Linked DNA regions of Homo sapiens: region 2 is linked to region 1. The links are chromatin loops, found by intact Hi-C in ENCODE. Cell type or tissue: mammary epithelial cell. All regions are shown on one strand. Links, peaks and the distances in the headings refer to the core of each region. The heading gives the core; the rest is flanking DNA. Region 1 has its middle 430 kb from the start of ADGRL2. Region 2 has its middle 530 kb from the start of LINC01362.

Evidence for each region. A loop is a pair of places that touch in the nucleus more often than their neighbours do. Peaks named below come from ENCODE experiments on the same cell type or tissue, not always from the same donor. Only the 100,000 strongest peaks of a DNase experiment are listed, where the experiment ranks them.
Region 2: a loop joins it to region 1, with 4 times the contacts of the local background. A loop is called at or near these places in 2 of 110 quality-filtered maps.

What each region holds. Positions count from the first base shown.
Region 1 is chr1:82,224,900-82,227,825 of GRCh38, forward strand. No RefSeq gene overlaps it. Among named protein-coding and RNA genes, the nearest start is that of ADGRL2, 430 kb to the left of the region's middle. In mammary epithelial cell, for the core only: no CTCF peak of the experiment used is centred there; DNase peaks (open chromatin) are centred at 732 and 1,422; H3K27ac peaks cover 1,554 bases.
Region 2 is chr1:82,375,875-82,378,800 of GRCh38, forward strand. No RefSeq gene overlaps it. Among named protein-coding and RNA genes, the nearest start is that of LINC01362, 530 kb to the right of the region's middle. In mammary epithelial cell, for the core only: a CTCF peak has its summit at 1,792; a DNase peak (open chromatin) is centred at 1,527.

The DNA.
Region 1 (2,926 bases), core at 230-2,729:
AAAGACCAGCTAATTTTTGTATTTTTAGTAGAGGCAGGTTTCACCATTTTGGCCAGGCTGGTCTGGAACTCCTGACCTCAAGCGATCTACCTGCCTCAGCCTCCAAAAGTGCTGGGATTACAGGCAAGAGCCACCATGCCCAGTCTCATGTGTATATATTTTCTTTGGACTCCTTTTACTTTTTGCTGAACAGGTACTTCTCATGACTTCATCTTCTTAAGATGTTTCATGCTAAAGATAATCTGTTTGCAGTCCATTGAAACTTCACTTTAAGACTATTTGCCTCTGAAAATACTTTCATAATTAAAGCAAATCCTTTTGGATCCCACCCAAGAGAATTTAATTTCTGAGATAGCAATTTACTTCTTATTCCACTGCAGTCTTATCTGAAAAAGGTCCCCAAGTCTTGGGACTCTGAAGACAGCTTTGTGAAAAACTGCCACTGAATTCTCATAGTGTTCTAGAAAGACTGTGTGGCACAAGATAGAGCTCATTTTGGTTCTTTGCTATCCCTGGGCCATCCCACAAAATATTTATTGTTATGTGGGCAAAGGGTGTATTCTGTCAAAGGAGAGGTCAGAAAGAGAACTGGGAGAAAATTAAGGCAAGGCCAAGATGAGAGCTGTTGGCACTGGCTTTGCCACACCATCCACAATGCACACTTTCTGTTTTAGTTGGAGGGCATTGAGCAGTCTCTACTATATTAATGGCTCTGGGCCAAGTAAAGAAGGAAATGAGTCAAAATTATATGAGGCAATACGTTGGAGAAGTAATGTGTGTATTTCCAGGCCCAGCTGATTCTGAAAAATCACCACTGAAATTGGTGGTTTTACTGGTAATGTTCTAAAATAGACCAAGAGTGATAGGGCCACAGAGGCTCAACTTTATTGATCTCTAGAAATAGAGCATCTGGATTAAGCTTAAGGCATACTAGTGGAATTTGGGGAAGTTTTTAACACCTTAAATGACACTGCCTCTGCTGCACCTGTTCATTGGTGAAATAGAGGACTTCATTTAGGAAAACAAGCACCTTCCACGAGCACTCAATTTGCTTGTTTGAAAAAGTAATTGGAGAAAAACAAAGAGATTCTTGTTCAGTCTGAAATTCAGAAGAAACTCTTGCCAACTTTATGAATAATGAGAGTTCCCCTTTCCATGTCGAAATTACTGGCCCTGTTGCTGATATCCATAAATTAAGCAGTTGGGTTGTTGGTTTTTTTGTTTTTCCTTTTTGCAATTAAGCATGCAGTGCTCACAATGCACAATAGGTCCCCTAGAAGTGTGTCTAATCTTTCTACTCCTGTTTAAAAAAAAAAAAAACCTGGATACAGGATCTTAAACAAAGAGTCAGTTGCAGTACATCTGTACAGAGCTGGAGAGTTGAGTCCCAAGAGGATTTACATTGGGAAAATCCCCAAAGCAATAGAAGAGACAAGCACAAACATGTCCACACTCCAAATAGTGAGGCAGAAACTGCTCCCAGGCCAACATGTTGTTTCAAAGGACTGGAAGGCTTTTGTTTAGTAAAACATAATTCAAATAGCGGTGTTCACCATATAACAGTTTGCTGATAATGATTATTTCAATAAAGAGTGAATGTGTAAAGTTATTTTCTAATGTAATATGCCAATTTAAAATGCCCACACGGCACATGTATACATATGTAACAAACCTGCATGTTGTGCATATGTACCCTAGAACTTAGAGTATAATAAAAAATATATATAAAAAAATAAAATGCCCACATTCTTGCTATCGTGGTGTCATGATTTGAAGATAAGATCAAGCAGTAGAAAGTTGACGTCCCCCTCCAGTGAACTCTCAAAATAGACCTTTAACCGAAGCTGTGAGACTCTGGCTCCTTTCTGATAATGACAGACCTTAATCACCGTAGTAGTTTTAAAAATTTTAGGGTAGCAAGCACCACCAATATCTTTGTTCAGGTCTAACTACTTATTTAGAAGAGAAGTTTTCTGCAGTCGGAGTCATTCACCCTGGGAGTTGTGGCACTCTTTGGTTCACCTTCACCCCAGCATGACAGAGCAGGCGGCAACCTGGAACATTCACTGGGGGATGGAGTTTGGCTGTGTTTATAAGCAACACCTGTGTTTATCTGTGACTCGAGGTGCCAGATACCCCTTGGTCAAAAATAGCAAAGCTTCCACCAATATGCTAGTCATTTCTGATGACGGCTTATAGTATTGTTTTGTTTTCCAAAGAATCCTTTTTTCTCCATCTTTCTACATTTATTTTGATTTGAATAGAATTAGGAATGTTTAGAATCAGTAATTCTAGGGCTGAATTTCTAAACCTAAGTGAAAGAAATAACAATTTAAAAATGATAATCCTCTTAATGTATTACAGAGAAAGACTCCTTTCTTCTTTATCCTTATTTTTTCTTTCTTTCTTCCCCCACATCCCCTGCCACAAAGCAATCATGCCCATGCTTTTGGGGACATAACAGCTCTCACCCATCTTGAGAAACAGAAACATTGAAATGTGTCACTATTGTGATTTCAGTTCATGGTTTACTTTGGACCTTGAGCTCATTAGGGAAACATTTGACATCTCAACTCCAATTATTTAGTAGTCACCAAGCTGCAAAGGCCACACATAACTGCCTGCAACTGGTTATAATTGGAGAGGATCTGAAGAACGATAGCAGAGAACTGCATTTCTCTTAATCTCCAAAGACAACAGTACCTCAGGTCATGGTTCCTTTCCAAAGTATACTGAAAGGCTGGAAAACAATAGAAGTCCTTTCAGATTAGAAGCAACCAAAACATTTCTGCAGATTGGAAATATTATAAAGTCATCCCAGGAAAGTCTTATAGACCTACATGTGTTTCTCTCTCTCTCACTTGCTCTAACTTTGTGTATAAAAGCATTCTTAGTTTTTTTCTGGAAAGATTCATTTAGTGAATAG
Region 2 (2,926 bases), core at 275-2,774, 150 kb after region 1:
GATTTTTTGCTATCCTTATCTGTTACGTTTTGGTGATTTTTCTAGAGATTTGAAAATGCATTTTATCATAGTTAATAATATTTAAATTAATATTTTATTATTTCCCAGACAAAATAAAAACCTTATATGCACACATTTCCTATGTCCCCTCCCTACCATTTCCTCCTGGGTTGTCATGTATTTTACTTATGTACACATTGTTATTATTTTTACTAGAAATCATTGATAGCCTTTTAAACAAAAGTCTTATCTTTGCCTTTATATTTACTCTCTCTGTTGTTTTTAGTTTTTATTCCTGATCTTTGCTCTGTTATTAATTTTCTTTAGCTTGGAGACTTCTATTAGCATTAATTGTAGGGCAGTTTGGCTGAAAATTTATTTTCTCAGCTTCTTTCTAAATGTTTAAAAATATCTCTATTTCGCCTTCATAATTGTTGAATTTTATTGGATATATAATTTTAGGATAAATTTTTCCTTTCCTTAGGTTCTTTTAATATGTTGCTCAACTTCCTTCTGGTCTCATTTTTTTTTCTGATGATGTCAGCCATCAATCACTCATTATTTCTTAATATGTAATACATCCCACTTTGGATTGTTTTCTCTTTTTCTTTGATTTTCACAATCCTGACTATGTAGTGCCTAAGTATGGTTTTCTTTAAATTTATCTTGCTTGGTGATTGCTTTACTTTTGAATCCTAGGATTGATGTCTTTCTTTGACTTTGAGAAATTCTCAATCATTTCTTTCTCAGTCAAATATTTCTTCTGCTCCACTTCCCTCTTTCTCTCTTAGATTCTAATTATTCTTATGATAGACCAGTTAAGATTTTAATATTGTTACACATATCTTATATACCAAGTTTTGATTTTCCATTTATTTTTTCTTTGAATTTCAGTTTAGACAATTTATAAACTTATATTCAACTTCACTGATTATTTCCAATCCTGTTTCAAGTCTTATGTGTAGCTCACTGTTAAATATTGTTTATTTCTGATACCTTTTTGTATTTCCATTTGAGTTTCTTTGGTTCCCTTCTCTCTGGTTAAATTCCCCAACTGTTCATGCATGTTGCCTACCTTTCCCTAAAGTTCTTTAGCATATTTAAATACAAGAACATAGCATTTAAAAATCCTTATCTCATAATGCCAACACCTGCAACATTTCTAGATCTGCTTCTATTGTATCCTCTCTTAATTGTAGGTGACATTTTCTTGATTCTTTGCATGTCTCATAATTTCTAATTATATTTAACACTAGAGACTGAAATAAATATTTATTTTCCCCAAAATGACATATGCCCTTCTATCAGGCTGCTGGAGTGTCCAGTGATTATTACTAATCAGATAATTGAGGTGAGTTTGGACTTTGTGGTAGTTTTAGTTAGGTGCAAATCATCACTAGCTTCAAATGTCTGACGGACTCCAGAGATTTCTTTATGCATTAGAGTCTGGCTACTAGCTGTACAAATTGAGGCAGTCTCTCGCTCCTTTACAGCTCAGCTGCTTGTTTTGTCAGTGACTCATGAGTTCTCTTTTCATACCAGCTTCACCCTTGGCATTCTTTACCTTAGGAGTAACTCCCTCTACTCTGTCTCCTTGCATTGACTTTTGGAAGACCTCTGCGTTATGCCAGGTCAAAGTTCAAAGTGTCCTGAAAAAAAATTTTTTTTTTTTTCAGTTCTGCTACCCTTTCTCGGATTTTTTTTTTATTCAGTGACTTTACTATATGAAGGCTCATGGTGTACCCCAGAGAGATTCCCCTTAGCTTTCTTATTCCACCTTGCCACTGACTAACACTAGGGGAGCCCTACAAATTACAGGAGGAGAGCTGTCAAAATTCCTGTCTTGCTCTGGCCCTTGGGGTGTTGCATCCATGTGCTTAGTGAGGTGTCATGGGAAAGTGTTGGCAAGGAGATGCAGATTCACGCTGTACTTTCTAGTGATTCTAATCTCTCACACTAGCCCACATGTGGTCATTATGAGTTTGTAAAAGTTTTGCTGTTTCATCTTTTTAAAACTCCTCTGCCTCTCCAACAGCACTGTAAACAGCTATCAGTTTCCTTCCCTAAAATTCATCACATTCTGAAATTGTATTTTTCCTCAGTTCTCTTATTGGTTTATAATCTATGACTTTGTAATTTAACTGGCTCATTGATAAGGTGGGAAAAATGGTACCTTATAACTTTCTGAATCCTAACCAAAATTGGAGGTTCTTTCTTGATCCCTTTTAAATGTAATTTTTAAAAAAACAGACTAGTTATTTGAGACTATGAGTGACCATGATATTTACAGTAAAATTTTATTTCTTCTTTTCATTCCCTAGCTGAAGATATTATGAGAGATTTAAAGGTAAAATTACATACAGTTATGCGATTGGATGCCATCTGTGATTTGTGTACATCTACTGGTGAATGCTCAGCATGTAAAAGTGTGCTTCTATATGGTGGCCTAAAGCAAAAAACTCTCAAAAAATAACAAATACACCTAACAGGCATGGAACAATTCTTAAGGAAACAAAATAAGATGTGAGTATGAGGTTATTGTCCCCAGTGATTCTTATACATTGTCAGATTTTGTCACCCATGCTATAATCCATGGCATAAGAAGTGAGTTGTTCTTGTTTGAATAACAGCAACTGCTTTCTTATAAACATTCTCACCAGCAAAATAAGATGTTATGACTACTCCAGAATGACCCTCTCAAAGGAACATCTTTTCTTTATGTGAAATAAAGAAAACTGAAAGCATAGGTGGAAGGTAAATGGTAATAACAACACCTGAAATTCACAATTTTAAAAACATAAATGAAAGAGACAACCAAGCACTAATGTGACTGTTTGAAAAGTTAGAGAAATTGAAAGAAGAGTTAGGTCACAAACAAGTACTGTGCTGGCATGCAGGCACCAAAATGAGTGATTTTACCAGGTAA